Regions from separate parts of the Homo sapiens genome. Here region 2 is linked to region 1. The links are chromatin loops, found by intact Hi-C in ENCODE. Cell type or tissue: HCT116. All regions are shown on one strand. Links, peaks and the distances in the headings refer to the core of each region. The heading gives the core; the rest is flanking DNA. Region 1 overlaps ALK (ALK receptor tyrosine kinase). Region 2 overlaps ALK (ALK receptor tyrosine kinase).

Region 1 (16,007 bases), core at 2,806-10,805:
TCTCCAAGGCCTCCAAGACTGTGGGACCTGGAGGACCCTATGGAGAATTGACATTGGGTGCTTGGCCTGGAGTCCTTGCACCCAGAGCCAGTGAAATCTAAACACACTGAATATTTATGAGATATTCCTAGGGGAATGAACCAAGCAAGTCAGGATCATTATAATTAATTCTGATTTTCTGAAACTACTTGAAATTTCTATTTAAGGAATGATCCATGCATGAATTGTTTTTAAAACTTACCTTTTTAATACGTACTTTTAGAAATTTGTTTCTAGTAAAGGTTGAGCTTTTTGTTTTTTTTTAAGGTCTTCCATCTGTGTCGGAGACAAACTGAGCATATCTGGTTGCTAGGGGTATAAACTTCTATAAATGATCAGCAAGCATAATGGCTAGCAATTTGATTCCTACATGAATGGAGAAGTTGCTGCTTTCCCTGGAGAGTGGGGGGAAAAAAAAACCTTAATTTGAAAAGATATATAGGCTTTATTCTGCTCTTGCAAAGACACACAGACATGACTGTAATCTCTCTGTGTTTCTGAAACCACAGGGAAAGCTAGAAGCAGCTCTAGGTGAAAAATACTGAAGGATAGCAGGAAACTACTAGATTTCTTTCCTTTTTTTTTTTAAATATACTTTAAGTTTTAGGGTACATGTGCACAACGTGCAGGTTTGTTACATATGTAAACATGTGCCATGTTGGTGTGCTGTACCCATTAACTCATCATTTAACTTTAGGTATATCTCCTAAAGCTATCCCTCCCCCCTCCCCCCACCCCGCAACAGGCCCCAGTGTGTGATGTTCCCCTTCCTGTGTCCATGTGTTCTCATTGTTCAATTCCCACCTATGAGTGAGAATATGCGGTGTTTGGTTTTTTGTCCTTGCGATAGTTTGCTGAGAATGATGGTTTCCAGCTTCATCCATGTCCCTACAAAGGACGTGAACTCATCATTTTTTATGGCTGCATAGTATTCCATGGTGTATATGTGCCACATTTTCTTAATCCAGTCTATCATTGTTGGACATTTAGGTTGGTTCCAAGTCTTTGCTGTTGTGAATAGTGCCACAATAAACATACGTGTGCATGTGTCTTTATAGCAGCATGTTTTGTAATCCCTCAGGTATATACCCAGTAATGGGATGGCTGGGTCAAATGGTATTCCTAGTTCTAGATCCCTGAGGAATTGCCACACTGACTTCCACAATGGTTGAACTAGTTTACCGTCCCACCAACAGTGTAAAAGTGTTCCTGTTTCTCCACATCCTCTCCATCACCTGTTGGGAAACTACTAGATTTCGATTGTTATAGTATGCCCATTTCCTCCCCTCCCTAACCTGATTGATCTGAGCCAGCTCAGGAAAGAGGGTCTAAGTTATAAGACAGAGCCACAGTTATAAATGGCCTCCCCACTGTTCACCCGCTCCTGGCTCAGGTCCTCATTGCCCTCCACCAAGCCTTTTGCAATGCCCATCCTCTAGGTTTTCAGTGTCCAATTCTCTTAGCCAGCATTTTCCTCCAAAGACTCAGGCTTGGCTTTGTCACTCCTCTATTTAGAAAGTTATTGGTTGCTCCTATTGCTTTAGAATAAAGATCAAATTTCTTAGACTAAAATTAAAAACTCTCCACAATCTTTCCAACATATTTTTTGAATTACTTGTCTTCATGCAGGGGCCACTCAAGTCAACTTTGTTATGTTCAGATGTCCACACACTATATGTGGTAACCAGTTTGCCTTTGCAGATGCCATTCCCTTTCCTGGTGATGTATCTTGCTTCCCAGTACCAGCCCTGGAAACTTTAATACCTGCCCATATCATTTTAACTTTTCAATGCATATTTCAAACCCACCATGACCCCCAAGAAACCATTATTATTTTTCCCCAGCCAAAAAGATTATCTTCTTTGGCTTTCCCCCATACCATTTTATCTCTTTGGCTTTCCCCCATACCATTTTATCTCTGTCTCTTTTAAATCTTCACTTCTTACTTTCTATTAGGTGTTATTATTATTCCTAAATTTTAAATCTCTAATAAACTCTGAGCTCCCAGAGGAAAGAGGCAGGTTGGATTTAATCTCACATAGTATGATACTTGGGGTACCAAACTATGTAGGTGCTAAATAAAAGTTGGTGGAATAAATGACTAAATGATAGTTACTGAAACAATTCCTGAAGACAGTAGGCAAACTGAGTTTAAATTCAAGTAGAGAAGTAAATATGGAAAGAGATTGGGATTTATCCATGTAGTACTAATGGAAGAAATTATAACAGGTTTTTTGTTGTTGTTGCTTATTTTGATTTGCCTGTTTTTCTTTTTTTAAAGAAGAGCTGAATAGGTGAGAGTTGAGTCTGAGACAGGAGAGAAACTGCAGAACACAGCTCAGGATGAGAAGGACCCAGTGAAAAAGGAAGCTGAAAGAGAGGAGGATATTTAATGCCCCTGAGAAGAAATTTATGCCGACCCAGATTTGAAGTCAACCTCTGATTATCTACTATTTATATATTTTAAAGAAATATGCAGGAGATTTTAGTGCTTCCTTTTTTGTTTGTCTCTCAATATATGCATGAGCCAGCACAATTCAGGACTTGATTTACCTTTGCTGATTCGGCTTCTTTTCTCTGAGCTTATTTATGGCTGTGAGAGAGGCATTCTGTCCTTGCTGATAAAGGACAACCGAATTGCATTCAAAGCTCAGCCACTGAGTTGCTTTGCTTCTGCTAGAAAGTTGGTTTCTTCTCCAATGGCCAAGTTTTCCTGAACTATAGGAAATAAGGTGCATATTTGAAAGGTAGAGTCCTAGACTAGAACTTCTCAAATTTTAATGTTCCTCCAAATCTTCCAGGACTCTTGTTGAAAGAGTAAATTCTACTTCAGCAGTTCTGGGGTGGGGCTGAGAGTCTATATGTCTGACAAGCTCCCAGGTGGACCACACTGCAAAGCAGTGTCCTAGACTTTTGAAGACAGAAGGAACTTGAGAGGTCATCCAAGCAAGTGGTTCAAAATACAAATTCTCAGGCTCCACATACAAAGAATCATGGATGGAGCCCAAAGAGGTGAATTTTTGATAAGTTTCCTAGCTCATTCTTATGTATACCTGGGTTTGGAAACCACAAATTAGTCTGATCCCCCATTAGGGATAGCAAAACTGAGGCCCAGAGACTAATTGAATTCCATGAAGAAAAGTTTCTGTTTATATGAAAGGGGCTTTCCTGAAAGGATAACCCTTATACATTTTGCTGCCCTAAGTGAAGGTTCCCCTTTAAAGCCACAGAAATAACTAGATCATCTATATAATTTATTTCTTAAAAGCTACTAGCAGAGAAAAGCAATTTTTTCTGCCTCTTTTAGAATGACAAATACTCTAAGTTATTTTAGTTTTGTGCTAATAGTAGGGGGTGGTGGTGGTGGTGGTAAGGAATGGCTATTAAGCAATTATGTTATTCAAACACATCATTATTATTATTACCAAGATGAGTGGACTCATTATAATTGAACAATAAAAGCATGAATGACTTTGCATTGTTATTAGTGTCTGTCTCAGGGCCCCTGTTTTTCCCAGGGGCTGTTCAGCAGATCCAACTCACAATGTACTGGACTTGCGGTGGTTCACTTGCAGGCAATTGGATTGTTTTTTCAGAATCACGCGCTGTGGTCATCTTTTCTTTTCTGGTACTGACCTACTGTTCATTCAAGACTCTTGCCGCCCCCACCTCCTGCTCAGAAAACCTAATCCTTGAAAGACTGTGGCCTCCCTGACTCCACTCTTGTCACCTTCCTATCCTTTTTTTTCACACAGCAGCTAGTGATCATCAGAACTGTGAACTGGCATTAAAATTCCCTTGCTTGAAACCTGCCAATATCTGCCTATTTATTTTAGGATAAAACACAAATCCTTGGCAAAGCTTTCCAGGCCCTTAATGAAGTGTGCCACTTCCTTCAGCAGCCCCACTGGGAGCTGTTCCTCTTCTTCCCCTCACCATCACTGCCCCCGCCAAGCACTATACTGTTTTCAGCTTCTGGAATGTCCCGACATCTCCAGTTTCTGGAATATTCTAACACCTCTCTGACTTAGGGGATTTGTACATGCTCTTCTTTCTATTCATAATACTCTTTCCCTAGCTGTTTAGTTCTTATCCTTAAGATTTCAGCTTAAATGTCTATTTCTCCTTCACTACCTGACTAATTCAACACCCCATATGGACCCCTTCCATAATCCTGGCACTTCACCATTGGTAGCGGTGTCTACACCAGTAATTACTTGCTTAATGTATTTCTTCCCCCACTAATAGTAAGCCCCAAAAGGACATAACTGTCCTTTCGAGACTAACTCCATATTGTTCAACACATACCTGGTATATTAGGCCATCTTCACATTGTTCTAAAGAAATACCTAAGACTGGATAATTTATAAGAAAAGAGGTTTAATGGCTCACGGTTCTGCAGGCTGTACAGGAATGTGGCCTGTCCAGCTTCTCATGTATAGGCATGTACAGAATGTGGCGCCTGCTCAGCTTCTTTCCTCAGGAAACTTACAATCATGGCAGAAGGCAGAGGGGAAGCAGGCACATCACTTGGCCAGAGCAGAAGCAAGAGACAGATCGTAGGAAGTAGGTGTCACACACTTTTAAACAACCAGAGCTCATGAGAACTCACTCACCCTCATGCGGACAGTGCCATGGGACCGGTGCCAAACCACTCATGAGAATTCCACCCCCATGATCCAGTCCCTTCCCCACCAAGCCCCACCTCCAACATTGGCGATTACTGTTCAATGTGAGATTTAACTGGGGACAAATATACAAACTGTATCACCCGGCACATAGTAAATGCTTAATAGTTACTTACTGAGGAGATGAATGTTTGAGAATCCACCAGGTACTGAAATTGCAATAGAGAATCATGGAGACAGAAGGGGGAACTGGAGGCACTGGACCTCCCTCTGTCTAATTCGCAGCATTAGGTGCTGAGCTTCTTCTTCTGTAGTTGCATCTCCCCTACCCCTCCACCATATGTTTAAAAAAGTTTAAGTGATTAAAATATGTTTTATCCCTAAGTTGAACGTCAAGACCCAGCACATTTGATCTAGGTTTCCTAGAACTGTGGTGGCATTGTTACTCTGGGAGGATATGTGGATGAAATCATGCAAACCCTGGACCTGAACTTTCATAGGATGTTGTCGAAGATGCTGTTCACGACAGCACTCCCTGTTCCCTATGTAAAGACACACCTAAGAAATGTCTCTTGTAGATTTAAATGTCAGGAAGACCTTTGCTTCCTTGAAAAACTGCTGAGTGTTTGCCTTATGTTCACTGAATTCGTGAACCATGTTTTTCTCTCTTAGCTTTGACTGCCAGAAAGCTCAGAGTCACATTCTCTGCTCAATTTTTGTAACTGTAGAAGCCTATAGCTCGCACACCTGGCAATGTAACTTTGCCCTAGTCTTGATTTCCTATTCTATAAATATATTCTCCCCGGTCTCAGTTTATTAAATTATTTGTAGCTTTTTATTTTAGAGTGCAAAGTCTTGTAAGTTTGCTCAAATCCTTAGTGGAATGTGGCAAGGAGATATATGAAAGAAAGAAATGCATGAGGTTCTGAGATACATTCCGTTTAACTTGCAGAGGGTTCCTATCTGTGGGTGGTCCTGGCAGGGGCAGTGCACAGAAGGAGCCCTGCTGACATGGGTGTCTGTGCACCACGCAAGGACACAGCAGGGTTTCTAGAAGAGGAACCCTCTGGAACAGCTTACGGAGGTGGTTTTGTTCCTGATCTCCTGCCGAAGCTACCCTCAGGTGACCCAGAAGTGTGAGTGATGCCGACCTCCATGCAAGATCCGAATCCTTTTCTGGGGAGTGGCTAAATATGAGCCCTGTAACCTGTCCTGAAATTCTGTGTGAAAGCTAGATTTCTGCTGGCATGAGGTCTTCTACTATAAGGTCAGAATTAGAGTGTTTTCTTAGCTAAGACTATAATTTCAGCTACTTTCTAATTCTCCTTACGTGCCCAGTATTGCTGTAGAAGCCCTATTTGTTTTCAATAAAGCTGGCATTTATTTCTTGTCTAAGAGAGCAGGAGCAACCATGTGGTCCACATGTACTGAACACGGGATGCCATGCATGTCCCTCACACAGGCTGATTTGTGAAGGAGCCTCATTCTCTGCATTTTGTATATGGGTAAAACATGTATAAACATGTATATGGCTCAGGGAGAGAGATTTGTCAGAGGTCACTAGCTAATGAGAGGGGGTGCTGTGGTTCAGTCCCAGTCTTCTGATCCCAAATAGGCAGATCCTCTACAGCCCATTTCAGATGGTGTTAGAACAGAGAAACTGTAGGGCAAGAAACAGGCCACTCCATGGGTGAGATAAGGAGCTGTTCCATGTGAAGCTGGGAAAGGACTAACAGGCAGGCAGAAGAGAAAGGACGAGACCCTTGCAAGGATTCAGCCACATCCTTGGTGTACATGCCCCTGCCCCAGCATTATCCGCATCCATCTCCCCCCACCCCCACCCTACTCCATCATCCTTGCCCTGTGGTCATTGCCACAAACAAGTTCCCTGACACTCGAAGCTGTCCTGGCTGTCATCATTCTTGTCTCCCCAAACAAAATGAAGATTGCTTGAGTGGAGAGCTTTCATCCACAGCCTTGTTAGGGTAGGAGGAGCTCTTGGAAGGTGTATACTAGTCAATGAAGGTTTATATTGGCAAAAAGTTACTATGTGTTGATGTACAGTCATGTTCTGTGCCCCTAGGCACAGACTTCACAATAACTTGGTGTGGTAGACACCATTACCTTTCTATATTGCAGGTCCCCATGGTCATGCAGTTAGCAGGTGCTGGTGTCCCAGCTTCCTGCCTCCGCTTTCCGCCATTGTTGAGATGCCAAAAATGGCTATCAGAGCCCTCCAAGTATCTCAAGTTTAAGGTGTGCTTTAGGGAAAACGGAGTCAATAGAGAAGAACATATTCCACAGCCCTCTAAAAAGCTCTGATCTGAACACTAGAGCTCTGCTTATTTCATTGACATATACATTGATTTTTTTTTCAAGTTTATTTCAAAATTCTGTATCGGGTTTAATTACCAGCTTGAGTTTTAATAGCAACTATATATGTTTTAATTAAACTTATTATGTTGAAAGAATTATGGATTCATATACAGTTATAAAATAATATAGATTTCATTTCCCTTTTTACACAATTTCCACTAACAGTAATATCTTGAAAACATAAGTGTGATATCACAACCATGATATTGACATTGACAGAGTTAAGGTACAGAACATTCCCAGCACCACAAAGAGTCCTCTTTTTTTTTTTTTGGAGACGGAGTCTTGCTCTGTCACCCAGGCTGGAGTGCGGCGGTGCAATGTCGGCTCACTGCAACCTCCACCTCGTGGGTTCAAGCAGTTATCCTACCTCAGCCTCCCAAGTAGTTGGTATTACAGGCCTATACCACCACGCCCGGCTAATTTTGTATTTTTTAGTAGAGAAGGGATTTCACCATGTTGGCCAGGCTGGCCTCGAACTCCCAACCTCAAATGATCCACCCGCCTGTTGCTTTTTTATATTCTCATCCACTTCCCTCCTCTCTCATCACTTCCTTAACCCCTGGAAACTACTAATCTCTTCTCCATTTCTACACTTTTGTAAGTTTAAACATGCTATACAAATGGAGTCGTAAGGCATAAAACCTGTTGAACTTGGCTTTTCTTACTCACCATACATTTTCTGGAGATGTATCTAAGTTTTCACACGTATGAATAATTTTTTTCTTTTATTGCTGAGTGATATTCCATGGTATGGAGGTACCACAGTTTGTTTAATCATACATCCATGGAGGAACATGTTGGTTTCTAGTTTGGGACCATTATGAATAAAATTGCTCTAAATATTTGTGTACAGATTTTTGTGTGAACATGTCTTCATTTCTCTGGAATACATTTTCAGGAGAGCAACCACTGAGTCCTGTGGTAATGGCATGTTTACTTTTATAAGAAACTGCCAAACTGTCTTCCAGAGTGGCTGTACCATGTTACTCTCATCAGCAATGTAGGAGTGATGTAGTTTCTCTGAATCCTTATCAGTATTTGGTGTTGTCATTTTTTATTGTAGCCATTCTGACAGATGTGAGGTGATAGCTCAGTGTGGTTGTAATTTGCGTTTTCCTAATAGTTAATGATATTTAACATCTTTCGTGTGCTTATTTTCCAGCTGTTTATCCTTTTTGATACAATGTGCCTTTAAATCTTTTGCCTGTTTTCTAATTTGAATATTTTTAATTGTTGAATTTTGAGGTTTTTAAATATTCTAGATACTAGTCTTTTCTCAGAAGTGTGGTTTGTAAATATTTTCTCCCAGTCTGCAGCTTATCTTTTCATCCTATAAACAGGATCTTTTTGCAGAGCAAAAGTTTTTAATTTTGATGAAATCTAATTTACCAAATTTTTCTTTTATAGATAGTGTTTTTTGGTGCCAAGTCTAAGAACTCTTTCTGTTGCCCTACTTCCTCAAAATTTTATCCTATTTTTTTAAAGTGTTATAATTTTACATCTTACATTTAAGTCCATGATTCATTTTGAGTTAGCTTTTATTAACTAAAAATTCTGACCTAAGGTCATTTGTTTCTTCTCCATTTTTCTTTATCTTTCTTTTCTTTTCTTTTCTTTTCTTTTCTTTTCTTTTCTTTTCTTTCTTTCTTTATTTTTGGCCTCTGGATGTCCAATTGCTCCAAGACCATTTATTATTTGTTGCAAGCCTATCCTTCCTCTATTGAGCTGTTTTTGTACCTTTATCAAGAATATGGGCATATTTGTATGTGTCTGTTTCTGTGTTCTCATTTCATTCCATTGATCTATGTGTATATTCCTCCCCCAACACCACATGTCTTGATTACTGTAGCTATATAGTATCTTGAATTCAGGTAAAGCAATTCTTCCCACTTTATTCTTCTTTTTCAGAAGTATTTTAGCTATTCTAGTTCCTTTTTCACAAGAATCTTCCTGGGATTCTGATAGGAATTGTGCTAAACCTTGTATTAGTTTCGTGTGGCCGCTGTAACAAATGACCACAAGCTTGGTCATTTAAAACAATAGAAATGTGGCTGGACACAGTGACTCATGCCTGTAATCCCAGCACTTTCGGAGGTCGAGGTGGGTGGATTACTTGAGGTCAGGAGTTCGTGACCAGTCTGGCCAACATGATAGAACCCTCACATGTACCCTAGAACTTAAAGTATAATTAAAAAAAAAAAATACAAAAATTATCCAGGCATGGTGGTGCATATTTGTAATCCCAGCTACTCGGGAGTCTGAGGCATGAGAATCACTTGAACCTGGGAGGCGGAGGTTGCAGTGAGCCGAGATCACACCTGGGGGACAGAGTGAGACTCTGTCTCAAAAAATAAAATAAAATAAAACAATAGAAATGTATTATCCAGAGTTCTAAAGGCCAGAAATTAAAAATCAAAGTGTCAGCAGAGCCATTCTCCCTCAAGAGGCTCTCGGGGAGAATTCTTTCCTTGCCTCTTCCAGCTTCTGGTAGCTGCTGACATCCCTTGGCCACATCACTCCAATCTCTGCCTGTCTTTACATCATAATCTCTGCATAATATCTGTACAATTGTCAACTGCCTCTCTCTTGTAAGGACACTTGTGATTGAATGTAGGGCTCACCTGGATCATCTAGGTTAATACCCCCTTGTCAAGATCTTTAATTTAACCATATCTGTGAAGACCACATTTCCTTATAAGGCAATATTTAGTTTAGAACCTGTTATCTTTGGGTGGTTATTATTCATCCTGTTACAAACCTATATATCTATTTTGGGGAAATTGACAACTTTACTATATTAAGACTTCCAATCCATGAACTTAGTATTCTTTCCATTTATGTAGCTCTTCTTTGATTTGCATCATCAGCATTTAGTAGTTTTCAGCACACAAATTCTGTACCGGTTTTGTTAGATTTAAGCCTAAGTGTTATTTTTTGAGTAATTACAAATGTTATTGTATTCCTAATTTTGATGCCTGGGTGTTCATTGCTAGTATAGAGAAATACAATTGATTTTTGTATATTGACCTTGAATCCTGCAGCCTTGCTGAATTCACTTATTAGTTGTAGGAGTATTTTGATTAATCATATATTTTCTATACAGACAACTATGCCCTCTGAAAATAGGGACAGTTTTATTTATTCCTTTCTGATATATATGTCTTTTATTTCTGTTTCTTTGTTTGTTATTTATGTATTTTTGCCCTATTGCCCTGACTATAACTTCCAGTACTATATTGAATAGCAGTCGTTAGTGTGGACATCTTGCTTTAAATCTCAGAAGGAAAGTAGTCAGTCTTTTACTATTATATACAGTGTTAGCTATAGAGTTTAATTTGTAGATTTATCAAGTTGAAGAAGTTCCTCTCTCCCTATCTACTTTTCTGGGTTTTAATCATGAATGAGTGTTGAATTTATCTATTGCTTTTTCTTCATGAATTGATATTATCATGTGATTTATCTTCTTTAGCTTGTCAATATGGTACATTATATTGATTGATTTTTTTAATATTGAACCAGCCTTGCATCCCTGAAATAGCTCCCAGTTAATCATGGTATATAATTCTTTTTATATTGCTCAACTCTGTTGGGCAATATTTTGTTAAAGATGTTTGCATCTATATTCAGTAGGGATATTGATTTGGAGTTTTGCTTTTGTTTTGTACTGTCTCTGTTTGATTTTGGTTTTGGAGTAATACTAGCTTCATAAAATGAATTGGAAACCAGCACCGCAGTGTGTCACTAATCCTAGCTATTCGAGAGGGTGAGGCAGGAGAATCACTTGAACCGGGAGGCAGAGGGTGCAGTGAGCTGAGATTGCACCACTGCACTCCAGCCTGGGTGACAGAGCGAAAAAAAAAAATGTGCACCAGTCATCCTTTCATGAATAGCCAGGACACCTGGACAACATAGTGAGACTCTTTCTCTAAAATATATATAAATGAAATGGAAATTGTACCTCTTCTATTTGTATATAATTGGTATTAATTCTTTATATGTTTGGTGGAATTTTTCAATAAAGCCATCTGGTCCTGGAGATTTCTTTTGGGGGAGTTTTTAATGGCAAATTTATTATCTGAATAGTTACAGGGCTGTTCAAATTACCTATTTCATATTGGTTGACTTGTGGTGGTTTGTGTTTTTCAAGGAATTGGCCCATTTTATCTATGTTGTTAAATGTATACGTGTAGAATTGTTTGTAGTATTCCCTTATTACGCTTTTGATGGTTGAATGCTCCATAGCAACCCTTGTTTCCTTCCTCATATTGGTAATTTGCATTTTCTCTTTTTTTCCTTTGTCATTCTAGCTAGAGGTATGTTAATTGTATTGATCTTTTCAAAGAGCTAGCTCTTTGTTTTAATTAAATTAGTCTATTGTCTTTATGTTTTCAATTTCATTGATTTTTTTCTCTATATTTATTATATCTTCTGCTTGCTATTAGTTTATTGTGCTCTTCTTTTTCTAGTTTTTTGAATTGGGAGCATAGATTGTTGATTTGAGAATTGTATTCTTTTCTAATGTAAGCATTTGGTGTTATTAATTTTCTTTTCATCACTGCCTTAACTGTGTCCCACAAATTTCGATTTTAATCTAGTTCAATGTGTTTTTTAAATTTACTTGAGACTTCCTTTGGGATCTATGTGTAATAGCTGACATGGGTAAATCTCTCCCACACCTCCTGAGCTCAGAACAAGAGTGCAGCCTTTTCAGCATGTTCTAAAGATTATTTTGACATGATCACTGTTATGACTATGATGAAGAAAATATTTCCAGGAATGAGAAATCAGGTCATTCAGCCTATGAGGATCATCATGGACTTAGTCCACCACCAGCCCAAAGTGTAAGATGTCTGCTCAGGCTTCCATAACAACCATAGATGAGGTTGTGTAACTAAGAGAGATTTCTGTTCTAGAGGTTAGAAGTTCAAGATCAGAGTGTCAGCGTGGTGGATGATATGGTTTGTTCCTGTGTCCCCACCCAAATCTCATCTTGAATTGTACTCCCATAATTCCCAGGTGTTGTGGGAGGGGCGCAGTGGGAGCTAATTGAATCATGGGAGCAGTTTCCCCCATACTGTTCTCATGGTAGTAAATAAGTCTCATGAGATCTGATGGTTTTATCAGGGGGTTCTGCTTTTGCATCTTTCTCATCCTCTCTTCGCCTGCCACCATCCACATAAGATGTGACTTGCTCCTCCTTGCCTTCCACCATGATTTTGAGGCGTCCCCAGCCATGTGGAACAGTGAGTTCTCCATTAAACCTCTTTCCTTTGTAAATTGCCCAGTCTCAGGTATGTCTTTATTGGCAGCGTGAAAATGGACTAATACAGTGGGTTTCCGCTGAGGGCTCTCTTCCTGGCTTGCAGATGGCTGCCTTCTCACTGCATCTTCACATGGTGGGGAATGGGGAGAGAGAAAGATTTTTCTCTTCCTCTTCAGGTAAGGCCACCAATTCTATCAGATTAGGGCTTCAGCCATAATTACCTTTTACAACCTTATTTATTTAAATTTAATATTATTTACTATAACTTTAATTTAATCTTATCTCTTAAATTTAACCATATTTATCTTCTAGATTACTAAATGTAACCTTAATTACCTCTTAAGATCCCTATCTCCAAATACAATCATACTGGGGCCTAGGACTTCAACTTATGAATTTGGCAGGAGAGGGACACAATTCACTCCATAATACTTGCATTCCCACTAACCCTGTACTCTACAAGGAAAACCTGGCTGTTACTCACATCTCACAGTTTATTTCTGTATCACTCATTTTTATTGACTCATACTTTGTGCAAAGCTCTGCACCAGACAGCACGTAGGCATGCCCTCTGGGAGTTACCACCTATCCTGGGGGAGAGAGAAGAAGAAACTTTCTACATGACCCAACCCTAAGAGATGAATCCGGACCCACATCCTGTCTCCACCAGTTACTATGTGCATGGGATTTGTGCAATTTTCTTATTTCTACCCTTCAGTGCTGCTTAGAAGCAATCCCTATTCTGCCTCCAAGAGTTACAATGATCGAATGATACATGTGTGAGATGTGCACGTGAAATACAGTAACACACAATACATAGCTGTCATATGGTAGAAAATGGTAACCTGATTCAGGTCACTAGAGCAGAGGATATGTGGCTAGATAGCAAGGAGACTGAGGTAGGACACATGGAATGGGATTAAATGGTGTGGGGCCTTGAGGGCCACGTTGTGATACCTAATCTTTATTCTCAAGCCAGGTTAACTGTGAAGTTCAGTGCAAATCTGATTTACAGCTTTCAGAAAACCTTCACATTCATTTTCATTTGATGTATGAACAGCCTTTTGAATTGCACAGGGCAGGTACTGTTTTTTCAGTTTTAGAGATTTCAAGCAATGAAATCAAAGAGGTTAACTAATTCACTAAGATCCTACAGCTAGTAGGTAGCAGAGCTGGGATTTCCAACTCCTGTTCCAGTCCTGTGTCAGCAGCCCTGCCAGCTGCTGCAGGAATGCACAACCCGTCCCAGGATGGGATCTAGAATTAAAGCCCATTTCCATGCTCACTGTTCCACAAATATTAGTAGAGCCAGAAGCAGAGGCTCCTCCATGTCAGCAAGATTCCCCTGATTGATCTGAACTGTTTTGAGTTTAGAAACAGCTTACAGCTCTAATCTGATGTGATGATAAAATCTGGATTTCCTTTCATTTGTCAAAGTTTTACTTCATCTGCATCACCCTCATCATGAGATATAGCCTAGGGGCCCAAATCATCGCTTGTTCAATAATGCATATTAATGGGGAATTTTCTCAAATGAAAATGAGCGATATCTATGACATAATGAATGCCCAAGTTTTTCCCAAATCTTAAAGCTGCATATATAACTATGAACATGTGTTATTCACTTACATTTTTATTTAGTTTGTGTAGATTCAGTTAGTACAGTCTCACCGTGGTCATTTTATCTACAGATCTGTGAATTTGCTTTTTTATTTGAATACGTTGCACATATATGTTTTTAAATTGCTACCTTTCTTGAAGAACCCTAAGCACCATGTGCTATACAAATCGCAGCTAAATACATCTATATAGAGAGGGATGAGTAATGGATCTTCATGAACAATGGCTTATGTGATGCTGGAGTTTATAAGCCTTGTCCACAAGAATAAAAAAGATGTCAGTAAGTAACTAGGCTAAAAGTCTTGCAGTGTAAATACCAAAGTTCCTCAAAGACGTAGACAACAAAATTTCAAAATATAGCCTGGGTTAATCTAGTATATATTTCCTGTGAAAATATAACTCTTCATTAAGAAAGCAAAGCATTAATCTAGAAAGATTCCTGATACCTGGTGGTTTATATAACATTTTAGTGATACCCTTAAGAACAATATTTTAAAAATTATATTAAAATTATAAATACCTAATACACTCAGGTACTTAATAATTGCCAACCTTAATTTCATTTCTCTTTTCCTTCTCTGCTTTCCATAAAAGCTTAACATTTTCTTCTCATTTATGGTAGTTTGGATGTCAAAAGTCCCTAGGCTACCATAAAACTCCCTGGTGCTTAGAATTAGAGACCCTGTAATTAGGCTTAATATCACCTGTAAGAAAAAAAATAATAAATAAAATTTCTTATCTATGATGTCTCTGTTAATACCAGAGAATCACTAAAGTCACCTTTTAGCTATTTCTTTACTCTCCTCTTTCTTTGCAAGGAGGAGGAACTTTTATTTTCTCCACGATGGGCTTGGCAGAAGCTAGGAGAAATATCCACGATCTACTTTGGGCACCTTCCTATTCATCCACGACTGTTGTTCTCCAATCAAGTGTCCTTCTACCTCACCTCCTCCGTGCTTATTCCAATGCTTTAAGGCACATGTGGCCAGTCAATCAAATTTCCGCCCAGACTCTAATTGCATTGTGTGTCGAAGAAAGGCAACTGACATGAAATACCTTTAAAGCATAATATCTTCCTATTTATTATTAAACTGCTTTTATGGGCAGGGGTGGGGAGGAAAATGGAATCTGTTTGTCGGGTAGACTACTGCCTCAAGAATATGTTCATCATTTTATAGATCTAGGAATGTATTACTTCCAATTGGCTTCATGGTTAAAACTGTGAATGTGAAGTCAGGCCAACCTGCATTCAAATCCTCAAAGATCTATCACCTGCCTCAGTGTGACTTACTGCTTTGACCTGTAAAATGAGACTAATAACTGTCTGTACCTCAGAGGGTTGCTGTCAGGATTAGCCAAGATCATGTATATAAAGGGCTTATTGCAGTGTGCCTGGCAACTCATTACTGAGTAACATTACTCAGTAATGTTAGATGGTATTAACATTGTTGTGGTTGAAAGACAGTGCTTAATAAGTGGACAGAAAATGCCTTGGATTATGATTTCTTAGAATCTGTGCTAGGTGTAACAGAAAGAATTATGAGAGCAATTTAAGATTATTCAAGATTTTCCTCTAAACTTTAGCTTCAAAAATCCTAGAGGAAAACTCTGACCAGTATGTAGGAAAGTTCTATATTCCATCTCAAGAAAGATTCAAACAAGTAAAACTCCTGTTGTGGGCCATTGTATGTCTGTTCATTGTCATATTCCTCTGCTTGAAGAAACCTGTAGTTAGAAAACAGTTTTCCATTTATGCCATTCTTTCCTGAGGGTCTCAAGTTTTCTAGCATTTATATACAGAGTTAGTTTGTAAAAATACAATAAAGGTTTAAATATTTATTATGACAAATTGTTTTCATCCTGGTTAATAGGCAATGGTCCTGTCAGTTGGGTTTGAGTGTGGGATTCTTAAAACTCAGATGTGCTTACATGTGTGAGGAAAGCGAGTCTCCAACGGTGTTCAGGTCTAGATATGACCCCATTGCCTTTGTGTATGCAGAACTAGGCAGAGCGCCATGTTTCCTCTTCAAATAAGCACTTGCAACTTATCATAGAAAGCAGATAGCTTTGCCTGCCAA
Region 2 (16,007 bases), core at 3,712-11,711, 200 kb before region 1:
TACCCCTCTTTCCATCCTGGGTAACCCTCAACAATACACAAATTCATTAACATTTATTAAGGTTTTACAGGCTAGGTATTAAAACACTATGCGAAAAGCCCTGCAGGCTAGCAGAAACACTTTAGAATTCTCTACTTATCCAGCAGTTTGGTAATTACCTTGAAGGTGGTATGGTTAGAAAGCACATATCTGCATACACATGTTCATTTCCTTCCTTCCTTTAAGTCTAGCTCAGTGGTTCTCAAACTTGCTAGTTTAAAAAAAAAAAAAAAGCCTTCCTGAACAAGGTGGTCAGCATGAAACATGCAGGCTGCATGTTCTGGGGGAATTTAAGGGATTTTCAAGGATAGTTTTGAATCTATGCAATTCAAAATATCAATTTTTGCCTTTCGCACTGACATCAGAATTGAAGTCCCACTGTACTGCTTAGGTGGTTGGGAAGAAAAGCCTCCCCACTTCCTCCTCCCAGAGGCACTAAGACCTATTCACACCCGCTGCCCCTGATCCCCCAGGGACCCTGGCAGCTGCGTACCGAGCCTCACCAGCAGCCAAGAGAGCACTTTTTGGATACTTGGAAATCCCTGCCACTTATGGGGGGATTTAAGTCCAGCTGGCTCCCTAGCTGGGCCTATTTTTTGGAGCCAGAAGTTTGTCTCGCCACTAGACAATGAGCGTATCAAAGCTGAGACTCTTTCCCATCTCTGCTTCTCCTTCTTACACCTCCCCCACCCTCATCCTCCTCTCCTTCCTCCTTTGCTTCATCTTCCCTCTCCTTCTTGTCCTCTTCCTACGCTCTCTCATTTCTCTTCTCCTTTCTCTCTTTTTTTACCCCTTCCCCTGCCAATGTTTTCATCATTGAGCACAGTGCCTGTCATGGAACACCATTCTATAAAGTTTATAAACGAATGAATGAATGAATGAATGCCATTCTTTGGCTTCAGAGGAAAATCCACCTATTTTCCCGTTCTTTTTTCAATCTAGGGCTCTTGGAACTAGATTGTCATGTTCACCTTTCTGTCTTTTTCATTATTCCCTGAAAGCACAAACTCAATTTAGGCTTTAGTGAAAAATGAAGAGCATTAGACCAACCTTTTAAAATTGCTTGGTCAGTACTTCCTGCTTGTCTGTACTTCACAACGCTGTCATCACGGGGTAATTATAACATTAAGTATGTACCTGATCAGCAAGTTGCTTTTATTAAAATCCCCTGTTGGTTTCTAGGCATCTCATAGCTCCTGGGGCATTTGTTCAACTCCTTGGGCCTCAGGCAGTTTCATCTCCAGTGCAGATAGGAGCCCAGGTCCAGAGGTCCTGGGTCAACACGTCCCTACCACCACCCTATTCCCCGACTTTCCTGATAGTACTTTTGCCAACTGTGTGGTGAGCAGCTCATTATGGTCACCTCTAGAAGAAGGGGCTGCCTATTCATAGATGAGAATACCGAGGTATCGTGGAGGGAAGGGAGGAGCCCCTGGGAACACGGCTTCTCTTGGCAATCCCTAAACCACATCCAACCCACAGTGAGATTCCTCTCTGTGTTTTTGCTGGTGGAGGCCACCTGGACCTCCTTTCACGTTTCCCTGCAGGGGTGATGGCAACTGTGGCAGGGCCATTTTTTACTTTACAAGCTCCTTTTTACGTGTGTTTACAAATTCTATAGCTCAGCAAGATTCTAGTTCTGGAGTCAGACAGATCTGCTTATAGGTGCGGGCCAAATAACCTGACTGTTCTGAGCTGTGTTTTCTCTGCTGTAAAATGGGAATAATAATAGAACCTATCTCATAGAATCTCTGGTGAGCATCAAAAGATGTATGTAAAAGGCTTCACATAGATCCTGGCACATGGTAAACACTCAACAAGTGTGGCTAATATGATAATAGTAGTGCTACTTAGCAGTTATCCAGTAAGGAAGTTGCCAGACTTTTGACAATCTCTGGAGGAGGATGGTATTGCTTTCTTGCAGTTTGAAAAATCTTTCAATGCCCGGGGGAGGAGGTGGACTTTGGTACAGCACTGACCAGAGTCTCTACCACCAAGTAGACTCCTCTGCTTTATAAAAGTTATAAGCAAGAACTCATTGAGAGCATTCATTCACTCAAGAAATGTTTACATGCCTGCTGCGTGCCAGGCTCTAGACAAGGATCATCCTAGACAAGGTCTTGTTCTCATGGAGCTAATATTCTTGAAAGGAAGACAGACAATAAGTGTGTAAATAAATGGACAAGGCAATTTTATATAGTGATGAGTATTGTGAAGAAAATAAAACGGGGTTCTAGGACAGTAGGAAATTTGGGGAGGGGTGCTGTTGAGTTCCAGTGGTTAATAAAGGAGCCAGTCAGCGTGAACTGGCTATGCGGTCAGGTGGGGGGGCAAGTGCCAAGGGCCAGATCCTAGAACCAGATCCTAGAACCAGCGTGGTGTGTTCAAGAAACAGACAGGAGTTCAGGGTAACTGGCCTGGGAGAGGCCAATTCCAGGTGAGATCAGAGAGATTGGCAGGGCCAGATTATGAGAGCCTGCTGATCACAGAACATCACACTCCCAAGCCCAAAACCAGATTTCTTTTTTATAACCATGGGCCAGATGTATGGGCCACACTATAGCACTATATGATATAGACCAGACCACTGGAAAAGGCTTCCTTCATGAGGCAGGATTTAGTATGAACCTTGGATGGGAAATAAAGTTGTGCATTGTGCTACAGAGAACCCTGGCATGAACTGGAGCACAGACACTTTTTAAGAGTGCTGTGGAGAGTCACAGTTCCCAGAATCTGTCTTGGAGCACCAGCACCCAAGAGGTGCTCCTCAACCAAAGGTTTCTGGGAGTCTTCCAAAAGTTTGGGGAAATGGTAAACTAGATTTTATTCTCCAAGGTTAAAAAATGTGTCCGGGCACAGTGGCTCACACCTGTCATCCTAGTACTTTTGGAGGCTGAGGCAGGTGGATCACCTGAGGTCAGGAGTTTGAAACCAGCCTGGCCAACATGGTGAAATCCTGTCTCTACTAAAAATACAAAATTGGCCGGTCATGATGGCACATGCCCGTACTCCCAGCTACTTGGGAGGCTGAGGCAGGAGAATCGCTTGAACCTGGGGGGTGGAGGTTGCAGTGAGCTGAGATAGTGCCATTGCACTCCAGCATGGGTGACACGAGCAAAACTCTGTCTCAAAAAAAAAAATGTCGTTAAAGGTTGAGGAAGCCTTGCAGCAAAGACACCTGTCTCACCTTTTGTAATCCAACATGTCCCAAGCTTACTTAACCGTGAAACCTTATTTATTTACAGAGTCCCTATTAACATCCCCCAGAATTAAAGTGCCAGGGAACACCCTTTGGGAATCACTGTTGAAGAAGAAGCCAGGGTTTGTGTGAGCCTGAGGGATCAGTAGCATCTGTGATTCAGCACTTGTGCCCGTGATAATTCATGGTGATGATCCCCTCCAGTGACTCAAATCATTGAGTGTCAACTGTGCCTATGTTAGCCCTGATCCACTTGCTTTATTTTCATTTTGCTAGCAGGACAAGGGAGTGCCTGGAGACAGGAAATGAGTAAACTCACATCCATAACCCCCTGGGACTGGGCTGAGACTGGGTTGGTTATGAAAATGCTCTTGGGCCTTAGACGACAGCCCCGGAACCCCCAGTGATAAGCTTCTCAAAGAGTTGAGGTCCACAGCCTGTGAGGAGCCTTTCTGTAGGATGAGCAGTGTGTGTACTGTGTGTGTGTGCCTCTGTGTGTGTGTGTGTGTGTGTGTGTGTGTGCAGGGGGGTTATCAGGGTGAAGGTGATTGCATTCTCAGCTCATCTCTGCTGCTAGCAACATCAAACACATACTTTTAAACTTTTGGCTCTAATTTCCCTGCTGATGACAGTAAACCTTAGTTTGTCAGTCACTTGGATGGATCTGGGTTGGTTTTCGGCTCATGAATCGTAGAAATGGAAGTGACGTAGTAAGAAATCATCCAGTCTCCAGTCTCCTCCCCTAAGAACCAGGACAATGGTTCTAACCTTCAGAAGATTGTGAACTCCTTTGGGAATCTAATAACAGCTATGGACCTAACCCCAGAGAAAAAGCACAAATGGAGATTCAAGTAACATTTCACCTACTATATCAGAGGTTTACAGGCCTTTTTATGTCCTTGGTACCCCTTATGTGTGATATGGTTAATAACTGTTCCTTGAATACCTATTTAAATCCTGTTGTTCATTGTCTCACCTTGCTCTTAGGATAAGGTAAAATATTCCCTAAAATGGCACACGAGGTACATGATCTGCACCTGCTCCCCACTGGCCCCGGGGGGCACTGCTCATTCTCTCTGCCCCCATCTGCTGCTGGTCTAGCCACGCAACAGCACCTCTGAGAGTTCTTGCTCTTACCCACCCCTGCTTTCCACAAGGCATATGCATGCGTTGTTTTCTTTCCCTAAAATGTCTTTTTTCCTTTGTTGTCCAGACAACTCCTTCTTATCCTTCAGATAGCAGTTCCGGGGTGACTTCCTCAAGGAAATTTCCTTCACCTCCTTTTCCAGAACTTATACAACAGATCATCCATTCTATGCCCTTTACCAAGTCCTATATGTCAGATTATCCATCCTGTATTCTCATAGCACTGTAGACGTTTCTTTCAAAAGCGTATGTCACAGTTGAAATTTACCTCTGTTTTTGAGATTAATTAATTAAGGCCTGGCTTCCCCCACTAGACAGCAAGTTTCATGAGGGCAGGTGCTGGATCTTTGGTGCCTAATAATGTGCTCAGCATACAGTAAGTGCTCAGTAGTAACTTCGCGTAGGGTGAGAGTATGATCATTGATTATGAATGCTCCCTATATATCAAAGCAACCCATTCCATGGTCCCAGAGATTTTGTTCTGTTAACTTCTGGTTTTGAAAAGTGACAATTTTTTGCTTGCATCCATTTTACTGACAAATTATGGGAGGTTTTGTCCTTTAAGTAAATCAATGACCACTTTGGTCTTTGCAAAGCTGTTGGCCAGGGTTCTACAATAGAAATCCCCTTCAATGAATTCAGCGTCAGGCAGAACTTGGACATCACTCTGCCCACCCTCAGGCTGCAGGAGTATATGATAACCATATCCATCAGCAGCCATCCATATGATCACATTTACATTTCTGTCCTTTCATAATTCCTGCCATCATTCCTGCCTCCCTTTCTTCTTTTCTTCCTCCTTCCTTCTTTTCTTCCAGCAGTTGCACAGGTACCCTCGCAACCTAAGTAGAGAATGTGACACACACGCACACCATACACACACACCACACACACAACTCTTGGAGGAAATTTTATGTGTATATGTGTGCCCCGTATGTGGGAGTAGGTGTAAAGTAGGGCAAAATTTCACTACCAATAATTCTGATTCATAGTTGAAATTGACTCTGCATGGTAGTGGGGCACCGAGACCCCTTCTAGCTGGTGGGTCTTTTCCCCTCATCCCCATTGATATTCCCCTCCTCTCCATGAACACAACCTAATATTGGTATTACTGAAGTCTCAAGCCCCAATATTTTTCTTACCCAATCACCCTTACCTGCTCACTCTGCCCCTGCCATTTGGTCCAGCTGCGTTCTGGGGACTTCATACAGTGGGGAGAACCTCACCTCACAAGGATGAGAAGCTGTGGGCATTCCCTGTTCTCATTTCCTCTGTCCTTTATGCTAGAGCATTTGCTCCAACCTCCACTTCCTTTCAGTATCCTGCCACAGAAACATCCGAGGAAGATGGGAAGCCTATAGTTTCCCACCTGCAACTCATTTCCCCACCTGCAAGAGAGGAATGTTGGTGGAACCAGGTGCTGGAATGGATGTTTGCGCAGCCCCAGGAGCTCAGTACACACTACTGTTGTTAGGTCTACACAGTCCAATGCAGGCACATGACAAAGCTGCTCTGATAGAAATGAGCCCTGCCTGCTCAGTCCTTTCTTACTATCCTCCATCTCCATGTGGTCCAGTCCCAGCCTGTGGTCCATGCTATGGGTCCTGGAGGTAATCAGCTGTCACTAAATTGAGAACTGTCCAGAGTCTTCACTGCCCCTTAACCATAACTAACCTGGGAACTTGAGTGTTTATCCTTGGAGAGTGAAGTGGTAACTGTGTGGGGTAGTTGGTGAGAAAGTTCATTGTCAAGTGGGAAGAAGAACAGACATGTGGGATATAGCTGTGTGCCCTGGTAAAGCCTGAGAATGATGGTCAGTACAGCCCAAGAACACCCCCAGATTCAGATTCTTCGTCCAGTTCTTGCTTTTTCTGAAGTGTGACGGTGGGGCTTTTCTTGTATTCCTTCCAATAAATCCCTTGTTACTTGAAGTCACTCAAACAAATATCTGTTCGTTGCAACCATGAGAATCTAGCCAGAACCTCTCCTCGGGTCTTTCATAGATATAATATATATTTTTTCTTTTTTAGGATGGTCATAGATGTATCTGCCATATTTAACCTATCACACTACAGGCTTCTTAAGGCAGGCTCTCCTTCAAAGTCAACTTTCTAGCTTCTGATGAAAATTGGTTTGAAAAAAGAGAAGGAGGGAAGGAAGGAGGGGGGAGGATGGAGAAAAAGAGGGAGGGAGAGAAGGAAGGAGAGGAAGAAGGTAGAAAAGAGGAGTGAAGAGGAGGATGGAGGAAGGAAAGGAGAAGGGAACGTTAGTTTTCAGGAGGGACCTGCATAGCCTATACGTCATTACACTGTGTACCATGGCTGGGGTAAGAGTGGAGGATGAGGTAGGTCAAAGGCATAAGGGTCAAGGAACAGTTATTGGCTAAGTTTTCCATGAAGAAGGGTCAGATAAGGCCTTGATTCAGAACAGAGAGTTTTGTTTTTGGATAAACTAGTTTCGATGGGTATTTTTGGAAGATGAAGAAATGGAAGTTTATTTCATTGTCAATTCTGCCCGTTTCAATTTGGCAAACAGATTTCTTCACTCCCCTTTGTGTTTCAGACAGCACTAAGGCTCTTGTTCATTGTAACTCCCCAGGACTCACGGAGCGCAGCCCCCAGCAGAGGCTGCCTGCTATTACCCAGAAGGCCAATAGAGGGCTCCCAAGAACACTGAGCAAAATTTGGTGGAAGACATCAAGATGTTCAACTGTAATGGCAGTACTGGTTATTATCCTTCTCTAACATACAAACTGATAAGACTGTATTCATATGATAAAGGTGCAAATGGAAGAGCACCTGCCATGAATGCAATAGAAGCAGTTGCTGCATTAAGGAAACTTGGATTAGATTAGCTTTAAGTTTCTTTCTGAACACAAGCCAGTGTCTTGACCGGAAGTATCTCTTCTAGAATTAGCTGATGATAGAGCTTTATAAAACACTTGCATGTTGGATATGTTCAAGACTTGATTCTGTTCACTATGTTATCTTGGAAAAAATTGCTTAATATCTCTAGGCATTATTTTGTCTTTTTTTTAAATGATGGGGGTAATGTTAGGGTAGTGGGAGTTTGGCTTTTTAAGACCTTTTAAGGTAAAATCTTCTGTTACTATAACTGATAGAAACCACATTCAGAAAAATCTGGCCGAATATGATTTATTCAAAGGGAGAAGAGTTAATCCTATCCCCTAACACAAGGCTAACAAAATGATTCTTAGAGTAATACTTGGAGCGGTGACTGCAGTGTTTGATGGCCATTGAGTTAAGACAGTATAGTGAGGGTGAAAAGATAACAGTAGCCGTATCTAAAAGACTTAGATTGAAATCTTGACTTTATTTAATAGCAAATCACTTCACCAAGTCTCAGTTTTCTTAAATCTGTAAAATTGGGATAATCCAAATTGCCTTGTCTACTCCAAAGTGTGAAGGTCAGATAAGATAATGCAATAGAAGTATTTTGCATACTACAATGTGCCATGTAAATGTTCAGTTATTAATAGATGCAATAACTTAATGTTTCAAATTTTAGTGACACAGTATGTGTGAAAGTCTGAAATTCTTTCTTTCCCGAATTCAAGATCTCATATAGCCATACTGCAGCCATAGTTTTTCTTTGTAATCTTTCAACAGAAAACACATTTGAAAAGAGACATAGAAAGATTTCTGAGATGCAAAGGGAAAGGAATTAGATTCATAGATTTTAGAACAGAAAGGAATTCAAGAAACTAAGCAAAACCAGATGATTTATAGACAATATTGAGAATATGTTTGAATTACTAACTGTTACTAGACTGAAGTGGGAACTGAGCTTTGTCTTTATCCATTTATTCTTTCATTTCAGTTGCTTGAAGTTCTAGGAATCCACATTTTGGAACTGTGGAAAGAACTAGAGTCTTGCAGTGGGATTATCTATCTCTTTATCTCTCCAAGCATTTGTAGGACATGTACCTATTTGCCAGATACCACGTTAAATGCAGGAGGCAATACAAAGATGTACAAGATATTGCCCCTTCCCTCAAGGCACACTGAATACTCTGCCTGTCACATAGTAAGTGACTTAAAAGAAAGAGATAGATTTCTGGGTTTGTTTTTGTTTGTTTTAGGATATATGAGACATATATGTCAAGGAGGCGGTATAACGTAGCAGTTAAGAATAAAAGCTATAGATTTAGACAGCTTTGCACTGTAATCTCAGATTTGCTAAGTAGACTAGCTTTGTCTTGAGCAAATAATTTGGCTTCTCTAAACCTGAGTTTCCTCCTCTATGAATTGTGTTAATGCTGCCTACCTTGGAGCATGACTGTAAGGATTAAATGAGCTGATGTGTGTAAAGTGCTCAGCACTATGAGTAGTGTGTAGTAAACTCACAATTATTATTATATCATTATCATTATTACAGAGCGACACAACACCAAGTCATAATATATCTCACAGAAGAGACACCAAGAGCCACAGAAATCCAGAGAAGGGAGCACTCAGCAAAGGCTTTGTGGGGAATGACCCTGGACCATTTAAGGATAAGAGAATTTTCTATTGGCAGAGATAAAGAAAAGGTCATTCCAGAGAACGCAGAAGAAGGGACACAAACAAAGGAGGGAAGCAAGAGAGAATGTGCCAAGGGCTGGGAATGGCGAGACAACCATTTTGTCATGAACAAAAAGCTTGTGTTGTGATCACTTAATGTATTCATCCTGACTCTGAAATTTCCATAAAGATACCTTGCCATGTCTCCCTGTGTAGAAAATTGCCGCAATTATCCTAATGCTTTGCTGGTCTGAATTGGAAGGCAGTTATGTGAAATCTTGAAGATGATGAGATTTGTTTCCTGGAATTCTCAGCCACTCATTCTTCTACCAGTTTTCTCTCTCACTGGGTCCTCCCCTCTGCCAGTCATCCGGCATCTCTAGGTACTTAAAAAAACTTACTCATCTTTCTTATTATATAAATAATATTTGTTTATTGAAGGGAGATTAGAACACGCAAGAAAATCTATCTCCTGTGACCCCCATGGAATTTGACCCAGCCATCTCCTCAAAAACACATTCTTAGAAAAGAAACAGATAAACTAATTTGCACTAAGGTGGAAATGGTTTTCAATGGGACCAATTTAAGAGCCCTTTGCAGACTACCAGGCCTAGAACTTCAGAATATATAAATAATTATCAGTGTAACTTTAGGCATCAGAAAGCATATAGGGAAGTCATTTTGGGTGGTAAAAGTGATGCCAGTATCTACTTAAAACATTAAAGTATATTATACATAAGCTGTTGGGTTGTGCCTTTTAAATAACTTTTAAACATTTTTATTCAAAAATAATTTAAATAATTTATATACCATGAAAACACTTATCTTTTGTGTCCAGTAGGATGAGTTTTGACAACTGCATGCACCTGCATAACCCTCTTCCCTATTGAGATATATAATATTTCTATCATCACAGAAAGGTTCCTCATGCCCCTTGCCAGTAATCTCCTCTACAGAGGCAAACACTGTTATTCATTTTTCACCCACAGGTTCCTTTTGTCTGTTCTAGAACTTCATATATGTGAAATGGCACAGATGTACTTTTGCATGTCTGGCTTCTTCCACTTATCATAATATCTGAAAGATACATACACATTGTTGACTCGATCAGTGGTTTGTTCCTTTTTATTTATAGTATTCTATTGTATGGTTATTCCATTAGTTTGTGCATTCTCCTGTTGATGGACATCTGGATTATTTCCAGTTTGTAGCTATTATGAATAGAGTTGCTATAAACATTTTTATACAAATCTTTTATCTTTCTATCATTAGTTTTTAACAATTTGATTATGATGTGCCCTGGTAGAGCCATCATTGTATTTATCATGTGTGGGTTTCATTGAGCTTCTTAGATCTGTAGATTTGTATTTTTCATCAAATTTGGGGAAAATAATCAACACTATTTTCAAAAATAATTTTTCTGACCCAACTTTTTGTCTCACTTTTATTTAGGCCAATTACATGTATGCTACACTGCTTAATATTTTTCCATAGATCACTGTGGCTCTGCTCCTTTTTTTCCTTTTTAACATTTTTCTACTCTTTAGTTTTGATAGTTCCTATGACTGCTCTTCAAGTTCACTAATCTTTTCTTCTGCAGTGTCCTCTGTTGTTAAGCCCATCCAGTGAACTTTTCATTTTAGATATTGTATTTCTCTGTTCTAGAATTGCAGATGGATTCTTTTTAAAATTTTTTTGCTTACCATTTCTCCATTGTAATTGTTTCTTTGTTTCTTTATTAAATTCATATTTTCCCTTAAATATATGAACAACTTACAATACCTATTTTAAAGTCATTTAAATGAATGCTAATCAATTCTTCTCTATCAGTTCTGATTTGTTTCTATTGACTGGCTTTTCTTCTGGAAATGAGTCACATTTTCTTTCTTCTTTGCCTATCTGGTAATTTTTGATTGTATGCTAGACATTATTGGTGTTACATTATTGACTGCCTTGGTTGTATTGTCTTCCTTAATAAATAGTTGAATTTTGTTCTGGCAGGCAATTTACTTGTGAATCAGTTTAGTCCTTTTGAAGCTTGCTTTTAAGCTTTTAAAGAGATGATCTAAAGTAGTCTTTAACCTAGGGCTAGTTTAGGTCTACTCCTAAGCATGGACTTTCTGGGGCTTCTATGAATTTATCGAGGATTCTCCACAGTCTTGTGCCATCTCCAGTAGATTGGGGTACAGTATCTTGCAGTTATGGGAGCAATTATCTTTGGTAATTTTTCTTTCTCTAGTAGATATTTTCCTGGCTCTGTGAAGTCTTATACTGCACATGTGCAGCACAGTATTCAGCCAAAGACTCAAGGGAATACCTATGCACATATGTAGATCTCATTGTTTGCACTGCTCCCTTCTTTCTGGTGCCATATCCTACAAATTCCAGGCACCTCAGTAGCTCCAAATCCCAATATCTCTTCCCTGGCCTCAGCAAGACCATGTTTTGGCCTTCTTTTGTGATGTCACTCTCCAACAAGTGCCTCCAGATAGAAAATGAGGTCAATTCCATGCCTTACCTTATCTGTTTCCCTACAGAAAATTATCTGTATAATTCCGGATAGGCTAAGTTATACTGTGAAACATACAACTCTCAAAATATCAGTGGTTTAAAACAACAGAGGACAACTTCTAGTTCATAATACCTCTCTATCAAAAGTTGAGGGGGATGTCTGTGTTCACAGTGGGATCAGGGATTACAGTCCTTTACTGCCTGCTGTCCAGTGTTTGAAAGCAGTTATTTAATATGAATATTTTTTAGTTTCAAAAATGTTTGCACTAGGACACATAGCTCTGTACCAGTTATTTTATCTTGACCAAAGTGAAAGAACACATAAAGTAATGCTGTCAGTTCATTTTGCATATGGAGGAACTGTAGCATTGACCATGGATTACCTAAGAGCTCCATATTAAGCTGGAATAACAGTGACATTTTTCAGCTCCTGGTTTCTCCAACCAACCATGTAATCTCTAGTAGAAAGTAAATAGATTTTGGAGCTAAATTGATATTCATGAAAACCAAAGCATGTTTCACAAGGAGGTAACAGATTAGGGGTCTAAGCTCTGATTTGCTGCAGTAGCCATTAGTGAAGTTCTTCCTTATTCTGGCTTAAGGTGATATTACACTTACTTATACTTAGCAGGACAAACTCTCTTCTAGTTGGATGGGGCCACAAAATTAGCTCTGGCTAGGGAGTTGTGAGCAGAAGTGGTATATGTCAGTTCTGAGTGAACACTTATTGCTGACACGAGCATTCCAATCTCTATTTTTTTCATGGTGACTAGCAGTGTTCAAAATGGTGACTCGGTCAGCCTGGGTCTCTAAGTGACTAATGTTAGCAGAGAGCCCCTCTCTACTTTCAATGGCCGGGTAGTATGAGCAAGAGGTAGTTCTCTATTATGTCCAACCACTGCAATTTTTGAGGTTTGTATATTTTCATAATGTAATTTAGCCTAACCTGAGTGATACAGATAACTTTGATAAAATTTGCTATTTTGATTGTCTAGGTTGGTTCCCCAGAAGCAGACCCTGAAGTGAGAATTAGTATACAAGGGACTTATTAAAAGAAGTGCTCCCTGGGAACATTGCTAAGGAAGTGCAGGAAGCAGGATGGGGAAGGGAAGAAGCTGAGTTATGGAATGATCTCAGGCAAAACCCCCTCATTTGTCATGCTGCAGCATGATCTACAGGGGAGCTATGGAATGGAAGTTGTGCCTCGGTGATGTCTCAACTCAAGGCAAGTGAGTTGGACTATATTAGTCCATTTTCACACTGCCGATAAAGACATACCCAAGACTGGGTGATTTGTAAAGAAAAAGAGGTTTAATGGACTCACAGTTCCGCATGGCTGGGGAGGCCTCACAATCATGGCGGAAGGTGAGGCTTGTCTTACATGGAGGCAGACAAGTAAGAACGAGAGCCAGGCAAAGGGGGTTTCCCCCTATAAAACCATCAGATCTTGTGAGACTTATTGACTACCATGAGAACAATATGGGGGATACCACCCACATGATTCAATTGTGTCCCATCAGGTCCCTCCCATAACTCATGGGAATTATGCGAGCTACCATTCAAGATGAGATTTGAGTGGGGACACAGGCAAACCATATCATGGACTTTCTTATATCCACATACAGTCTGGGTTGGGGAAGGGAGAGTGGTGAATGGGGAATCTGTAGAAGGAGATACACGAACATCTGGATGAAGCACCAGCATGGTATACTACTGTGATCCCAGGGGAGAAAGAAAACACTCCATAACTTCATTTTCAGTTCTGTACAATGGGAAGACACATCGTTTCTTGTCTCTTGTAAGAATGGCATGGAAGAAATGCACAGCAATGTTATTTGAGGGTAGAAATGCTGGTGGTTTCAGTACTCTCAGATGGAAATACCTTTCCCCCCTTATGTTATTAGGTCTTAACTGTCAATATATCCCTATAATATGGCCACTGAATTTTACCCCAAAACGTTTACATTCTCTGCTACTTTCTCAGCCTCTAAATCAGCTTAGAATGAAAAAAAGAGCATCAAAATTTGCCTTCAACTCTTGCTACTTATTATTTGCTAGCTGCTAGCAGGATACTCAGCCTTTTGCTGCACAAAAAGACATGGGTCAAAATTGCTTGTTTCTTTGTCACCACTTGATTTACCCACTCACCAGCCCCGCCTGAATGACTGCTGCCTTTTTATTTGGCTTAGATTGCAAGGCTCTGCGAGCTTGTCTAATGGGGCAGTTTTCTTTACCATGAGCTCTGAATGAGTTACACTGCCTTTGTGCTCTTTTGAAAGGTAAAGCAAATGGAATTTTGCCTGCCATGATTTGAAGTGAAGGTGTGTGATTCTTTTGCTGCAATTGATGGTACTGTTAGTGCTGAAGGCAGATCAGGAAACTCTGGTCTTTCTGTGTTTTGGTGTGACTAATGTGGAAAGACTTCTCAGGTCACCACAGTAAAGTGGTTTGGGACCAACTGCCAATTAGGGGAGTACAGAATCATACCCCTCATTTTCTTTTCCTCCTATTTTTGTGATCTCCCCTCTCTATACTCGCACCCTTTTGGCTTGTTGCCATTTCTAGACAAAGTATTTCCTATTGCAATCTCAGTTTTTCATCTTGATTTTTAAGCTGATAAAATGTCTATTATATTGGCATTATAGCTGATGTCTAAGCAAACTTCACTAAGAACTTTGAAAAATCTTTACTGTTCACTCCCACCCTACTTACTTTCCACATACTGACATTGTCCTAATTGTTTAGAGTTGGTACTTCCCCTAGAATTTTCTGCCTCCAGCTCTGTCAACTCATATACCAAAATAACATGTCAAATCAGTTGAGAAAATTGATGAGACTGGCTACTGCTACTTGGCATTGTGTCAAGCCCACAAAACCTGGCAAAATCAGCTGAATTTTTCACTTTTTTTCTAATTGGGTGAGTACCATGTAGACAATAAACATACTGTGTGATTAGAGCTCTCAGGCAGAAAGAAGCAGTCTCATATTTTCCCCAAACATCATTGGCTGAGAAGTTAGTGGTTTTGACCTTACCAGATGTGTGGCCTTGCTGGTCATATTAATTTAACTAACATTTTAGAGTCTCATACTCCTGACTTATGTCTTAGGATGAGTTTAATAATATTTTATATACCTTTGCAGTTTACAAAGTGCTTTCGTATACCCCATTTTTTCTGCCCAACCATGTGTCCTATTGATTTTGCAGAATTAAACTGTGCTCCCTGGCTTGAGATAATGAGGGCTGGGTTGGGCTGAGGAGTGCAGTTGATATTGGTAATGTCAAAGTCTATAAGAGATCTCGAGTAATCATGTAATTAAGCTTCCAAGGACAATGGCATCAAAACTGTCTAGAGCTGGATGTGGTGAGATATGTTTGTAATTTTTCAAGAAAGGAGATGCTGCATGCTTGAGATGCTTTCAAGGAGATACAGGGTAGACCTGGGCTCCAATCCTGAATCTACCACCTATGAACGGTGTCACCTTGAGTAAATTCTACATCTGTGAGCCTCAGTTTTCTCATTTGTAAAATGGGAGCTAAAATGCCTGGAACATGCAATATAGTCAAGATGAAATGAAACAATGCCTGTGAAGCATGTGCCCAGTGCCTGGCACCTGGTAAGTGCTCCATAAAAGGCAGTGATTATTCTGGGCACTGAAGGATTCTTGCTGTTGGATTTCTTCCTAATGTTTGCTTCCATCTTTTTTAGAAAGCTCAGGATACGGAAAATAAATGAGTGCTTCAACCCAACTAGTGAAAATTCACACTGTAGAGCATGAGAGATGATCGTGTCCAAAGATGGACCTGAAAACAGGCAGATTTCCTATTTTGTTCAGTGTCTTACAGGTTCAGGGCCAAGCCCGGAGGCTGCTGCCTGGAGGCTGCTGCATTATTGATGTGGACTTGCTCCTTGCACAGGTGCCGTGAGGGGTGGTGGAGGAAAATAGAGACACAGGGATGCAGAGCAGGGATGCCTTTTCATCGTTCTTTCAATCTGATACCTGGAGAGATTCCAACAGAGGAGAGGAGAAGAAGGGCCTGATGCTCACTTTCCTTCCAGGCATGAGGGCTCTATGTGGCCGGAGTCCGGAGGTCTTGTCCCCTGACAGCCCTCTCTGTATTCTGTAGTGTGACTCCACTTCCCTACCTCAAGTGCTCTCTGGGCTGTGCACCCACCCACACTGGGCTCTCTTTCTTTCCATGCCCCTGCCTCTGTTGAAAGCCCTCTCCCTACTTCTCTTTGCCCTGTCAATCCCTACACATACTTTAGAGCCCAGCTCAACTGCCGCCTTCTCAGGAAGCAAGCTTCTCCTGATTTCCCAACTACCTGCAGTTTCTTTACATGCTCTCATGGTGAAGTGAAAATTGAACATTTATTTCTATTCTTACTTGATTCATGCCCACTAGACTTTGAGACCCATGAAGATGGGCAGTGCCTCACTCAGAGCCTGGCACATGGTAGGTGTTCCCTAAGTATTTGTAGGCTGGATGGATAAATGGGTGGATGGATGAGTATTCAGAAGCAGGTACAATGGTCCGTGGTTTGCCCAATGTGCTGAAGAAGCAAGGGCTTTAGCTTCGCTATTGCCTC

What was found. A loop is a pair of places that touch in the nucleus more often than their neighbours do. Peaks named below come from ENCODE experiments on the same cell type or tissue, not always from the same donor. Only the 100,000 strongest peaks of a DNase experiment are listed, where the experiment ranks them.
Region 2: a loop joins it to region 1, with 2.5 times the contacts of the local background. A loop is called at or near these places in 8 of 110 quality-filtered maps.

Annotation. Positions count from the first base shown.
Region 1 is chr2:29,629,019-29,645,025 of GRCh38, reverse strand. All of the region lies in intron 3 of ALK (ALK receptor tyrosine kinase), which reads left to right. Among named protein-coding and RNA genes, the nearest start is that of ALK, 280 kb to the left of the region's middle. In HCT116, for the core only: no CTCF peak of the experiment used is centred there; no DNase peak of the experiment used is centred there; H3K27me3 peaks cover 4,212 bases.
Region 2 is chr2:29,832,613-29,848,619 of GRCh38, reverse strand. All of the region lies in intron 1 of ALK (ALK receptor tyrosine kinase), which reads left to right. Among named protein-coding and RNA genes, the nearest start is that of ALK, 81 kb to the left of the region's middle. In HCT116, for the core only: a CTCF peak has its summit at 7,035 (motif pointing right); a DNase peak (open chromatin) is centred at 7,048; H3K27me3 peaks cover 3,585 bases.